Linked DNA regions of Homo sapiens: region 1 is linked to region 2. A link is a contact called in ENCODE Hi-C or POLR2A ChIA-PET data. All regions are on one chromosome and are shown on one strand. The core of a region is the stretch at or near the end of the contact, and the rest is flanking DNA. Distances in the headings are between cores, read along the strand shown. Region 1 has its middle 39 kb from the start of CBLB. Region 2 overlaps LOC105374027 (a long non-coding RNA gene).

Evidence for each region. A loop is a pair of places that touch in the nucleus more often than their neighbours do. ChIA-PET counts read pairs that join two places held with the same protein, here RNA polymerase II (POLR2A). Pooled maps may share reads with other maps.
Region 1: a loop to region 2 is called in a pooled map, with 8 times the contacts of the local background. The contact joins two enhancer-like sites. A Hi-C loop is called at or near these places in 5 of 50 pooled maps. POLR2A ChIA-PET finds 5 or more read pairs at or near these places in 3 of 52 experiments (CD8-positive, alpha-beta memory T cell, T-cell and activated naive CD4-positive, alpha-beta T cell).

Annotation. Positions count from the first base shown.
Region 1 is chr3:105,904,337-105,911,555 of GRCh38, reverse strand. No RefSeq gene overlaps it. Among named protein-coding and RNA genes, the nearest start is that of CBLB, 39 kb to the right of the region's middle. Within about 2 kb of position 3,586, at least 9 of the 41 ENCODE cell types and tissues checked have a DNase peak (open chromatin) inside an H3K27ac peak, as active enhancers do.
Region 2 is chr3:106,179,766-106,187,231 of GRCh38, reverse strand. The region is part of intron 2 of LOC105374027 (a long non-coding RNA gene); the gene reads right to left. It overlaps LOC107986110 (a long non-coding RNA gene), which reads left to right. Exons shown (of 2, transcript XR_001740838.3): 2 at 1-337. Among named protein-coding and RNA genes, the nearest start is that of CBLB, 310 kb to the right of the region's middle. RefSeq lists an enhancer at 2,777-2,826. Within about 2 kb of position 3,076, at least 3 of the 41 ENCODE cell types and tissues checked have a DNase peak (open chromatin) inside an H3K27ac peak, as active enhancers do.

The DNA.
Region 1 (7,219 bases), core at 2,337-4,836, 280 kb after region 2:
TTTCTGTTTCAATTAAGATTGATAATTGTTCTGTCCAGCTTTCTAGAAACAAAAACACATAAAACTTTAATGCTTAGTAGGCTTCTTTGACACTTCATTTTCCAGCTTAAATTTTCTTATAACGTCTAGCCAATCCCATTCTGTCTTCTTATTGGGCTTTCCTCCTCTGACCACCTAAAACTACTTTCAAAGACCATATTCTTGGGCTACTGATCTCATTCCATACACTTTTACTGGGAGATCTCAGCTCACTCATTATTTTAAATACTGATATTTATATTTCTGATTAGAAATCTCCTTTGAGTTTTGGCCTTGTATATACCAGTGCCTGCCAGATAACTCCATTTGGATGACCTAAATAAAACCTTCTTTAAAATTAAAATGTCGCAACTTCAGCCTATCCTCTTCCTCTCTAAACCTACTTTTCTGGAGTCTTTTATACAAGTTAGGGCTCTCCCATCTACTTTGTTACCTACACTATATTTATGTTTACTTACTACCTGAATTTTAAGTTTTCCAATTCAATAAATATCCTGCTGACTTGACCACCAAAACACATTTATCAGATCTGTCTAGTCTTATTCTTTCTTACTAGAAGTTTCCAAATTCTGGATAGACAGTATCTTTAAAATGGATTATTACAACAGGATCCTAATTAGTTTCAAGCTAACCCCCTCAAATTCATTCTCCACATGTCTATAACTGCTTATAACACTTCTATGTCTCCTCTTTGTTCATAAGTAAAAGACCAACATCCCAAACATGACATCCCAAGCCCTCTGGAATCTGGCTTTTCCCCATCAATCTAGTAACTCACTGCCATTTTTGATCTTCTACTTTATGCTTTAGCAATATTAGTGAAATGCCCTACATACCATCTCTTTCAAGCCCCTCTATCTTTAAGTCCCTCAGCCTTTATTCCTGATCTCAAATGCCTACCTACCTGTATCTGACCAATTTCTGCTCATTATTTAAGAAATTTCCCACAGAAGGATTGCCCTCTTCAATTTCCCATCATCCTGAATCTAGCTTAAAGCCCTTTCATAACCACTCACTGTACTTCATTTGCTGTGCCTATCTTCTCACTGGACCATGCCTTTTTTGAGAGCAAGGACCATAGCTTTCCATCACTTAGCAAGATGCATAATAGACTCTCAATAAATATATATTTTTAAAAAATGAATGAGTAAACTAATTCTGCCATGAACAATTTTGATGTACCAAAATTAACCTAAAAACTTCTTTAAGAATATCTTTCTCTAAACCCAGCTACCACTATGCATTTTTGAGACAGATATCTTTACTTGACTTTCTCTAATGATCATTAAAGTTAATTTTAATAAATTAACGTGATCTTTTATGAGTTCTTCTAGGAAAGCTCCTTGTCATAACATCTGGCAATATAAAATCAATCATCAATCATCAAATTCTCTTTTAAGTGAAATAATGTATAACAAGGATACACAAGTAATCTAAATATTTATTATTAGACCACTTTAGCTTCTTTATCTATGCAACTTCTTACCCAAGATGGAACTTCTAATTCTTATTTTTCATTTAAAATTTGCTCTACCTAGTGCTTTGATGACATATGGATGATTTTATAGAGAATAAAGGGAGGAAAAAGTCAGAAACATTGAAAACAAGTTGTAAGTAATCTCTTTGAGGAGTTTATACATGAGATGCAAAGTAGAGGGATGCACTGATACAAGAGCTAATATGGGTAAAGTAAAAACTGAACCATTCATTTCAGTGACAAAACCTTTGATATTTCTCATTCTGTAAAACAAAGGTCTATCAGCAAGAAAATTTCTTTATGAAGCAAATAGTGGCTGATAGGAACAGAATCAGACTTTAAAGACAAATTATGTTTGGAAGCAGCCTAAGAGTCCATAAACAGATGAATGGATAAAGAAAATGTGGTACATATACACAATGAAGTACTATTCAGTCATAAAAAAGAATGAGATCTAGTCATTTGCAACAACATGGACGGAACTGGAGATCATTATGTTATGTGAAATAAGTCAGGCACAGAAAGAGAGATGACATGTTCTCACTTATTTTTGGGAGTTAAAAATCAAAACCTTGATTCCAACTGCATTGATACTATTGGAGCCTTCAGATATGATCCATGTCAACTTCCAGGCTCCAAATATACAAATCTGTCTATGTATTGAACTCATGTACATAGAGAATAGAAGAATGTTTACCGGAAGCTGGAAAGTGTAGTGGGCAGGGTTTGGGGAGGGAGGTGGGGATGGTTAACGGGTACAAAAACATAGTTAGAAAGAATGAGTAAGCCGTACAATTTGATAGCATAATAGGGTTACTACAGTGAATAATAACTTAACTGTACATTTAAAAATGACTTAAAGAGTATAATTGGATTGTTCGTAACTGAAAGGATAAATGCTTGAGGGGATAGATATCCCATTTTCTATGAAGTGCTTCACATTGCATGCCTGTATCAAAACATCCCATGTACCCCATAAATATATACACCTTACTATGTACCCACAAAAATTAAAAAGAAAAATAAAGATAGAATATTACATAAGAAAAAAAGACAAATTATGTACTTTGTTTGAGTGATGTTGTTAACAGACAAAAAAATCAACGAAGTCCCGGCGCGGTGGCTCATGCCTGTAATCCCAGCACTTTGGGAGGCCAAGGAGGGCGGATCAAGAGGTCAGGAGTTCGAGACCAGCCTGGCCAACACAGAGAAACCCCATCTCTATGAAAAATACAAAAATTAGCTGGGCATGGTGGCGGGTACCTGTAATCCCAGCTACTCAGGAGGCTAAGGCAGGAGCATAGCTTGAATCTGGGAGGCTGAAGTTATAGTGAGCCGAGATCGTGCCACTGCACTCCAGCCTGGGCAACAGAACTAGACTCCTTCTCAAAAAAAAGAAAAAAAAAAAAACAAAAAAAAACAAAAATCTATTACTTAAATTTAGTAGCTGATGTGAGTCTATCTAAACTTTCAATTCCAGTTTCACACATTCCAAGACTGTCTCTAGTATCAATGACAACAGCACCATTCATTACCAACAGACTTACAATATTTTAAATAATTAAAATGCTGTGTTGCATAAAAAATAGAAATTACCTTTTGTATAACACATATCTCCAAAAATGAGCTCTTAGATTATATTTTATTTATTGCTTTAAAATGGAAAAACATCTGAAAATTAATCCATACATGTCAAAAGTTATAAAAATAAGAAGAATGAATTAAATATTATCAGAGTTTTAATTAAAAAAACACCCAACTATAATTATTTGTCAGGATCCAATCAGTTTCTATGCATTTTATAATATTTTGTTTTGAACATGATAGAATCTAAGAAGTGAGTTTTGATGTAAGGAGTATTTTAAGACTCAGGATAATTGTTGCCAATGTAACCAGGTAACGTTTAAAACATCCTGGATCCTTTATTCCAAGAGTGAAGAGCTGTAGGGTATCAGGGCATTTTAGAAACTCTCAGTGGCATTTAGAAACTCTCAGAAGGAAGTAGTGTGGTGACTTTTATGTTTTAATGTTTCCAAAGGCTTTCAGAATGTCATGTGATAAGAGCTCAAAAATTTTTGCAGCAGCCAGCTTTCCAGCAGCTTGCTTCTGCTTTTTAGCATTGAAGTACATGAGACCTTAGTCGTTAAAAGCCTCTCAATATTTACCAACCACGAATTTGCTTTCTATATTTTTCCTTCCAAGTGAATCCCAATATCTTTAGGATGCCTATTTAATTTCTGTGCTCCACAATGACTGTCTTCTTTGATGAAGAGTTATTAATGAGTATTTGGCTTTTAGTATGAAAAACGAGGTAAACAGAATTACCAGGAGAGGTCCTAATGGTACAATCATGTCAGAGTAATGGACAGAGTTTCCTGGTGGATTTCTAAAGGAATATAAGCAAATAACAAACAGTTTACTTGAGGGATAAATTTAACATTTTCTAAAAGTTCACTCTGAATATTGGTTGTTTAAAAGTTTACACATTTTTCCTGCATTTTTGCCAGTTAAAAAACAACTATACCTTTGTTTGATCTGAATATGATTAGGATAAAACAATATTAAATAATTTTTAAAACGTTATAGTTTAAGAAACAGAAATGCAGGACTTATACTTTCATGATAATTATTATAAGCTGTAGGAAATTATTGTACCATGACCTGATTTTAGTAGTTTTTAACATGACAAATTTTAGATCCAGTCTTTTACTGAATCATTTTGTAGAATTAAAATCTCTCTGAAAAACATTGTGATGCCTTTAGATTGGACAGCGGAAAATAAAATGTGTCTCAATAAGTACTCTTGACCTTTTAAGGCTTCAGGAAGTATGTGGAGGTAAGCACTTTCCTGAGGTGTCATCGTCTCTGAGGACAGAAAAGGGATCCAGCTGCCAAGTGACGTTCTAATTCTCATGGTTGGGCCTGTTGTCTGGAAAAAGAGTCATGCTCCATTTAGTAATTCCAGTGTTTCTTCCTCTTCCTGTAAAGAAGGGTGTGGGAGCAGGGAATATTCATTCACAAAAAATGGAACAGAAATATGTATCCCGTGGGAAGGAGCCATTTATAGAACTGTCTAAAAATATGTATTTGGGCAGGTCAGATGATATTTTGCAATATTACCGGATGACCATTAAGTTTGTACACTGGCTTTGAATATGTGTTCATTTCTGAAGCAGGAGTCATTTTGAAGTACTAGGAAAATGGGGTTGCCAAAGAGATAAACTGTTATATGGCTAATTTCTTTGTATCTAGTTCAAACCAGTTCCCCCAAGCAGAACTTATGGATATCTGAGAAATTAAAAAAGTAATAGTCTACTTAGGATTCCTTACCAATGACATTATCCTTATAATATAGTATTACAAGTTATAGTTTTTTAAATTTAGTACATAATTTTATGACTTATTAAATAGGTCATAAAAGTAACTGGGCAAGGGAAAACTAAGATATTGCAGGAGAAATCCAGGTCATAGAGCTCATTCAGCACAGCTGACTAGAAAACTGATCATTCTTGGACTCTGATTGCTGATTTGGGGCATGGAGAGGTTTTTTTCATCACCGTCTGAAACTGTCTCAGAATGGGCACAGGTTGGAGTGTAAGAAACACAGATTGTACACAAAAGCCTTGGTTTCCACATCCCTACTCCTTGTCACACATCCACTGGGTGACCTTGATTTTAACCTCTTTAAACCTCAGTTTCCAAAGCAGGAGTGAGAACTGAATAATTCATCAGTTTTTTTTTTTTTTGGCTCTAGATTCTAATTTCATGTTTTATTATCTTTGGCTCTCCCTCAGTTGTGAAAGAAGACTGCATTTTGCTTGTGTTCTAGATAAAAGAAGATTTTCATGTTCATTCAAATCAATATTTCAACAGAAAATTACTACAGTTTTATTTTTCAAAAGTGATCACTAGGCTTTCTTGCTCGCATATATTTTTATAAGGGAGACATGGGATGTGTCATGCCCCATCCTTTAGAGAGAAGCAACACCTAGCTTAAGGGTCAAAATGGAGAGGGCTGAGGTTGCACTCTTTCTGAGATGATGGTCACTGTCTGCATGGGAGGCTGTTTTTTTTCCTGGGGGTGGAGTCAGGTCATCCCAACTCTTTACCACCTCATTTCTTTAGCCTCCGCAAGACCATCTCTCTATATATGCAGGTATATATAGGTGCTTTTCTTTTTTGAAGCATTGGTGTAATTTAAGATGATAACCAAACAAAAAAGGAGCGAAATTAAGGCTTTATGTTAAATAGTATATTTACAGTTTCCAAAAGGAAATCACAATAAGAATTGAGTTACTTACAAGGAGTCCAATCCTGGGCATCTCCCCACATACTTTCTAACCATATCTTTCTCCCCACTCCCCATAATGAAATCAATGGTAGTCTCTTCTAAGTGCTTCCTGTTCTAAAGCTTTTCTTGGCTAATCTTCATCAATTTTTTTTTTCAGGAAACTTTAGCCTTACCTATTTCTTGATTATATTCTCCTTCCACAGTGCATTTTCCCAAATATGAGTCATAAGTTCTGGATTCTTGAAGAGGAAAAATTTTATTCATATAATGAATAAATATGAACGAACTTCTGGAATGACCCTTTCTTAGGATGGAGAGGAAAAGTAAATACATCATCTCAAAGTTAATGTCTTTATCTTTATTCTAAATCAGAAAAGTGAAGATCATGTTCTCTTACCATTAGGGAACATATCCAATTCATGCAGCACCAAAGTATGTTAGCAGCAGTGAATTAGTACGCGTCTGCAGCAACCTCAGTTCTTGCCTCCTCAGGAGGAAGAATTCAATCAAGGGGCATAAGACAAAGAGAGACTGAGGCAAGTTTTACAGCAGTTGTTAAAGTTTATTTAAAGGCTTTTGAATAGGAATGAAAGGAAATAAAGTACACTTGGAAGAGAGCCAAGTGAGTCACTTGAGAGATCAAGTGTCCGGTTTGACCTTGACTTGGGGTCTTATACGTTGGCATTTTACATGCACAGTGGCCTGCCAGCACTTGGGAGGGGCTGCATGTGCATTGTGTTTACTGGAGTTGTACGCATGCTCACTTGAGGCGTTCTTCCCTTACCAGTCAAATGTTCCTATAAGGTCATATAGCAGTTAAACTCCATGATTTTGCCTCTTAGTGCACATGCTTGAGCTCACTTGCCCAACTCTTGAGATCTTATCAAGAAGCTGCTGATCACCAGTATCGGATTTCTATCTACTGGGAGACTATCTTTGCCTGGCACTGGCTGTGACCAATTACTATTTTAGAAACACACTTAACAACCACCAGACCATCACCTGATGGTTGCCTGACATTCTTGGTTGGTATTGGAGGGGGTGGCTCTCCTGCCCTGCTCATGTCTGACTACCTACTGTAACATTCAAATGAAGAGATACTATCCTGTCTTTTCCCACTATCCTGGTCATTTGGAGGTTTCTGTCCTATGTGGAAGAAGGAGGGGATGCTACATTTTCATGTAGGTCAAAGAAAGAAGAACTCAGTAAAATCCAGCTTTAGCAATAAAATGCAGGAGCCAACTAAACCATCACATAAGCAGAGCCAAGTTTTGACTGCAATGTCAACCAGAGAGAGTAACTTTGCTGGAATGTCTAAGGGTTTCCAGTGGTCTGGTGGTGAGAGAGCCAAGTTAGGCCTAAATTTTGCCAGCTCTGATTTCTGTGTTTTGAATGCATTTCTTAGAAGTAGA
Region 2 (7,466 bases), core at 1,827-4,326:
GCAATTTATTGAAGCTATCTTATTATATGTTAATTCTGTGTCTTCTTTGCCCTCTCTTTTTGTAAAAATTTTCTTTTTCTGAATTTTTTTCCAGAGTCAATCATTGATCTTCTTGATAACATTCATTTCCCTTGGTGAACTAACTTTGGTTCATCGCTTTATCATTCTTCTCCAGGCTGTTTTTGAAGGGTCTGTGAGCTGAGAATGGTTTTTAATAGATAAATGCTCACAATCAATTTGGGGATAAGAAATATTATTTTGAATCTCAGTTACAAAAAATGTTATCCTTCATAAAATAATTCATTTTTTTCTCAGTAATAAAAATGTATTTCAAAAATATGGTGTCCTTATTATATTTTAAATTTTGCCAATAAAAATAATAAAAATTGATTTTCTCTAATTATGTAAGTACCTAGATGATTTTTAAAATTTTGTCTCTTGACTTATACAAAGCCTAAAATATTTATAACTGCCCCTTTATAGAAAAAGTTTGCGAACCTATTTTCTAAAGGTTGGATCCACTCAACAGATATCTTTTATTTGGACTTCAAAATGTGCTTCAGAATGCACGAAAACAATAACTACAAAAACATATATTAATTTCTTTCTTTCCTGAACTCAAATAGCAACTTGCAACAGCATGCTTTCTAGAGTTGGAATATTCATGTGTTACATTGTGTGTAGGGGGTTGGAGGGTGTGTGTATGGGTCTGTGTCTGTAGAATTGGACCTCATCTCTGCTCTTCAACAAAATTTAGGTTTAGAAAAGGGAGTAATTTCATAAACTTATTTTGTTTCTCATGAATGATACTATTTTGAAATTAACAAAAATGATGCTCAGTGAACACCAAACCAATAAATGTTTAAATGAAATGGAGAATTTGAGTCTTAACATTAAATCTTAAGCAAAATACACATTTTAAGGATTACGAATACTTTACTTCAAAATGAAAGTTGTCATCATCAGCTCCCTATACACTCAAGAATTCTCAGTGAAGTGAACAGAATTAGAACTACAAGTGAAAAAAATTAGAACTGCAGTAAGAAGTTCCTGTTAGAGACATGACTCAATCTCTCAACTCCTATGTGGCCGTGGAAAAATTGGTTTATCTGGCTGATAAGCCAGGTACCTTTTTCTAAGTACCTTGAAGTGGCTGACCTCTAAGATTCCTTGAAGTTATGACAATCTATAACTGGTATGGTGGGCAGTCTCACCAGCAAGTGACTTTTGTGGTCCCAAATGTTATTATTTAAAGGGGTACAAGTCAGATACTCTTTCTGCAAATTATCAGCCTTACTGACTATTGACGTTTTGTTATGGGTTAAATAGGCATCATACCTAGTTTCCCCGTATTCTCAACTCTCAACAGAGATAGCTACTATTGCTATTCCTATTTCTTTTCAGACAAAGAATTCAAAAGAGATTGAAGTCATTTACCCATGGTTATAAAACCCAGAAGTGTCAAAACTGAAATTTAAACACTGTTTTATTTCAAACTTAAATTGCTGATGCCCAAGCTATATAGTTTCATGGTTTAGTGGTCCCCTCCTGAAAAATGTTTTCATTTTCTAAATTTGAAGAAATCTCCTTTGAAAGGCAAAACCCTTAAGCTTGCTTTGCCCGACACTTTATCCCCTTGACAAGAATCAGGGATGGCAGGAAGACAAAGGGAGGGTCAGAAGGAAGAAGTGGCTCTGGCAGAAGTAGATGGGAAGCCAGCAGGGATGAACTTCACCTTGATCATTATGTTGCCTAAGACAGGTCTGACTTCCAGTTATAATTAAACATGAACATCTTTACCAAGCATTCATTTACTTCATGTGTTTTAGAGAAGAACATTCCACCCTAATGCGACAGAAAGGTTAGAGTTAAACTAGAAAATGAGATTGGAAATCCCATCCAAGCATGTAGCATGCAGTAATCCCCCTATATGGAGGATAGGTTCTGAGAGCCTAAACCCATGGTTAGTACTAAACCCTACATATACTATGTGTTTTCCTACCCATATATACCTATGATAAAGTTTCTTTTATAAATTAGACACAGAGATGAATAACAATAGCTAATCATAAAATGGAACAATTAATATACTGCAGTAAGGGTGATGTGAATGTGGTTTCTCTCACTCTTTCTGAAAATATCTTTTTGTAATATACTCACCTACTTTTAAACCCGCAACTAACCATGGGTAACTGAAACTACAGAAAGAGAAACCACAGATTATAGAATACCACTGTACTCTCTCTGCCCAAGTCCTATCCTCAAAAATGTCTTGATTACTACAAAATGGCTTTTTCTTTTTTTTTTTTAACTTTTTAAGTGAAAACTGAACTATTAAGTTTATATATTTGATGATCTCCTATTTTCTAACTTCTTTCAAAATAAATCAAAGAATATATATGTGAATGTATCTATATCTTTAAATTACTTAGAAAGAAAAATTTTCCCACCACATTTATCTCAGCTAACTCATGAAACTGAACTCATTGTTTCAGTTCCCAGTGAAGTGATATTAACAAGTGTTTTTAGTTGGGGGAGTAAAGAAGGAGGTGCGTATAGATCTAGGGGAGGTGGGAGATGGGAGGGAGGCTAGACCCAGTGAGATGGATAAGATTAGCAGCCTAATGAAGCATCTTGCCATTGAAGCCCATGTACCATAAAAATGCACATACGAATTTATTTTTATAAAAATATAGCTGTCAGCTTACATATTATAATGCAGTTGGCAAAAAATAAGTTAATAAAAAAGTTCTCTTCTAAAATTTGTTAGATTGCCACAAAAAGGAAGCTTTCTACAACGTTTTTTTTTTTTCTTAGAACCCTTGGGTTAATGAAACCTAGTCTGTTACAGTTACTGTTTTTCTTCTCTCTACTCAGCATGGATTACTTGATGTCTCATCTATGGCAGAGTCTGCCAAGACAATTGAGCAAGTCTAGTGTAGAGAACTTTAATGTAGTTGGAACATATCCAGCATCAAACAAGAGTCTGTGTCAAGATCTAAGACTAGCCAGATTTTCTTTCTCAGGTGTCATTTTCTTTCTCAGGTGTCATTTCCTTCTCTCTGGAGTCATTGGGTGTCTGATTCCTTGAGTCCTCAGGCTATCAGGAACTTTCAGAAGAGATGTGTTTTCTCTGGTTAGATAACATGCCTTGGTGCTAATCCTCAAATCTCCTTGAATTCAAGTGTGTCCTGAGGCAAGAATTTTCACTGCTTGCCTGTTTCTGCATCTGAAATTTATGGGTTTTCTCATTCTGAGCCAGTTCACAAGTTGGCTGATGATTGGTGAGATCAATTATCTTTGTGAGAAAGGAGCTCTACAAATGTTAAATTGTACTAAATCATTGAGTAACGTAAAGCTGCTATGTCAAGTTACAGAAAGCAATCAAAGCTGCCTAATGCATCTGTTGCCTATTTTTAGAGCCTGAATCAACTCATGGAGCCAGTTAGGTAACTCACATAATAATAACTGAGTACTTATTATTTTTTAGTCATTATGCTAAAATGTTTCATATGAATTAATTTATCCACCTCATACCAACCTGTGAGGTAGGTAATGCTATTATCTTCCACTAGCAAATGAGGTAATTAGCCCAAGGACACCGATTGATAAATGGTGCACTAGAAATTGAAGCTGAGACTTCAGGTTCCAAAACAATTCCATTGTACTGCTTACAATGTAGTCATGCCCTTTGACCTCCAATAATAATAGAATTTCATGCCAAGACTATTTAGATGTTTAGAGCTAACTCTGAAGTAAAAATGCCTGCATGGCACTGCCAATTGCTAGGTGCCGACCCTTGGGCAAAGTGATATTAACCTCACCTGTAAAATGGGGTCAATAACCGTCCCTGCCCATAGGGTTGTTTTGAAGTAATCCATGTAGAGCATGTACACTAGTGCTCAGTACGTAGTGAGCATTCAAACATTTTAGGTACTATTAGCACTTACATAATGACACTATCATTTCTAATCACATTCAGCTGGAAGGCATGCATATGAATAAACATCAATTCACAGGTCCTGTCTGACCTATTGATTCTCACTTGCTGATATAATCAAAATAAAACAGTAATAAGGCAGTGCAGCCTCTTACACAGACAGCAGCCTGGCTTCGTTCTAAGATTTAAACATCAGTTTAAATCAGCTATTTCAATCCAAGCCATTTTGAATGAGGTAATGGTTTGTGTGCGTTTTAGGAGAAATTACAAAGTAAAGTGAAGTAATGCCTTCATTATGCATATTAAGGGTTTGGATTCTGCATGGTCAGTGGGTAGGAAGATTCTGGACTTATTTCAAACCGCCCTTGTAATTGTATCTGTCTGCCTTTTGTATAAGCAGGTAAGAACTGCTGAAACCTCTAACTAGCCAAAGAATAGACAGAAAGAAACCATGTATATTCACATTTGTTTCCAAATAGCCTATGGAAGCCACAGGGAGTTATGCAACCTTAGAGAGAGAATATTGGAATTTTTTTTGTATTGATGTATTTAATGATAACTCCCTTAAATTCAACCCCCCTAGATTAACTTTGAGTTTGAGTTCAAGCTCTGCTACTTAATTAGATTTGTGACCTTAAATATGCCTTTAAGTTTCCTTTTCCGCATTGGGAAAGTATAAATGATACTACTACCTACTCATTCGTAGTTGTAGCATTTAAGAGAATCTATGCAATTAGTATAGTGACTAACATACTATGTTATCAATAAGTTTTAGCAATTATGATGTTATGAGTATTCTTATTGTATATTCTGCTAGTAATTGAATATGACTGTAATTTAAGCTTGTCTGTCGATTCTGCATAGTATTAAAAAGCTTAGAAAAGAGCATAAACTATGTTTTATAAAAGTTAAGCAATTAAAAATGGCAAGAATATATACCTTTTACTTGCAAACTCTTATATGTCCTTAAATTCCATGTAATGAAAGCCAACTTTTTGTGTGTTTTTTAATCATACAAAATCATCAAACCATCAAGTAATATTTGTAAAGTATCTGCATAAGCATGGTATCACGCTGGGTGCTGCAATACAATAATTAATAATGATATCATGCAAAAACAGTATTTTTCAAGGTTTTAAATATGGTTGTAAACTAATTAATTTTCATTGCAAATATTTTTATAAGAATAAGAAACTCATTCTTGTAAAGCATGGTTTGAATGAACTGGATTCAGATTGCGAGGCAGAAGGGAACTCAATTCTTCTGATACTCAAACCCAAATCCTATCCAGCTTTTAGTCAGTGTGTGGGAACATCAGTAATTTATGTGCCTTCTATTTAAGTTGAGGAGCTAAGATGTTAAGTAAGAGAACTCACATGGAAGAGGCCTTAAATTCAGTTTATCTTAAAGTTTCTCATAAACGTGCTTTTCATCTATGAAGCCTATTCCTGGCATCATAGAAGATTGCAGTTGCTCTCTTTCCCTTAGCAACAATGAAGAAAATATGCTGCGGAAATGTGAAACATATAACGTACAAATATAATAGTATTAACATTCTTCCCAAGCTTGTTACTCTTTCCATTTTTCTCTTGACTTTTATTTCTTTTCTCTCTAGAAAAATACTGTTATTTTGAGAAAAGGATAGTAAGCCAATGAGCACCTGCCAGGGGCAGGAGCATAACCCTATAGGAAACCCTGAAAGACTGTCCGTAAGCATCAGGGAGATAGGGTTTGAATCCCAAACCATCTTCTATTAGGCTGGTGCAAAAGTGATTACAGTATTGCTATTACTTTCAATGGCAAAGACCGCAATTACTTTTGCACCAAGTTATAGGTTTGAAACTCTGGAAATTAGGTAGGTTCTTTGTCTTATCTCTGTCCTCTATATTTCACCTTTTATTTCTAAAATACAAATACTACAAATACTAACATCACAGGTTTAATTTTTAAGACTACTATATAGTAGAAATTAAAAACAAAATAATAACTCTTTGTCTAATTCATTTTCAAACATGCTAGCCATTTTCATTCATGAGAATAAAATGTCTGTGTAGCCCTTCTACATCCAGAAAGCTTTAGCAATACACTCAATACACATACAAAGTATGTTTGATTTGTTTTACCAATAGTTTATAGTTAGTGATAACCATCTCTGATATAAGTGATTCTCAAGCTAGACTACACATTAGAATCATCTGGGACCTTTAAAAAATACTGATTCTCAGGTTCCATCCCGAATTAATCAAACCATTATTTCTGGCAATGGGACCCTTTGCAGTCATTGGATTTTTTAATCAGTTAAATAACTCCACTGTGCAGCCAGTTTTAAGGTGCTTTCTTAGAAGGTTTATCCATCTTTCATGTTTCAACTCAATTCTATAGTCTTCCCTTATCTTCTTGACCCTATATCATATTGAGGCTGAAAGTGTTGCATTTATTTACTGCATTCTTAATGATGTATCTTGTAAATGCTGGATGTATTTGTATACATTATTAAGAACAGTAGATTTGACTACATGTGCAGATTTCAAGGAAATTCAAGCACGGTATCTGACAAGAAGTCTCTCACAGCAACACAAACTTTGTCTCCCCCACTTCTCAAACTTTCCTCCTGAACATAGAAGCCTATTTATTCTTTTTTCTCAACCTTTTTATAAAAAGTGATTTTATCTAGTTTTTCCATTTGCAACCCAAATACTCTCCATCCCTAAATTTACTTTCCTTCTGGGAAGTGAAATAATTTTAATATGTGCAGAATTGCCTAAATGCAGTTAGATACATCTGCATTAGTCTAACCAAATATGCATTAATTTTGTTTTGCACAGTGGTTTGTGATTACCTGAAATTTCCCAAAGGTGTTTTTCCAGATAAACTATTAGCTCTTATTTCTGGATCTGCCTACCATGGCTCACAGGTAGAAAACCCAGGCTATTATTGTACCCCTAGTTCACAGGCGTATCTCCAGACGCAAAGGATTACAACAAAAAATTGTGAACCTTCAGCTCAAGGGAGGCAGATGTGTACTAGAGTCAAGACTCAGAAAATAATATGAAGCTTCTTTTATTCCTTTAGGAAAAAGGATAAAAGAAAAAGGGGTAATTAAGTCTCTTTACATCCACCACACTCAGCAGCAAATGACTTCTTGTTTAATAGAGTTAACAATGAGAAAATTTATTTCCCTTTGAATAATTGCCTTTACTTAATTACAGTTAATCAAAACCTACAGGAGTAAAAATGCTAGAGAATTGTGCTGCCACTTTGTTGCTTTTCACAGAAGGTTTGTATAGAAGAAATAGATAAAGGAAACAAATATGTGGATTTTAGATAACTTCCCCTAATTAGAATAAAGACTCATCCTAATACAAGGGAAAATGCAGTTTGCTTTCCTATTAATATAACCAAGTTTCATGGCTTTGAGACCTCTGATCTGCTTGGATTACATTATAGCTGTCATCTGCAATCTGTATTTCTTAATAATAGAATTTGCTCACTTCCTTAAGTTAAATTGTTTTGGGGGAAACATTTA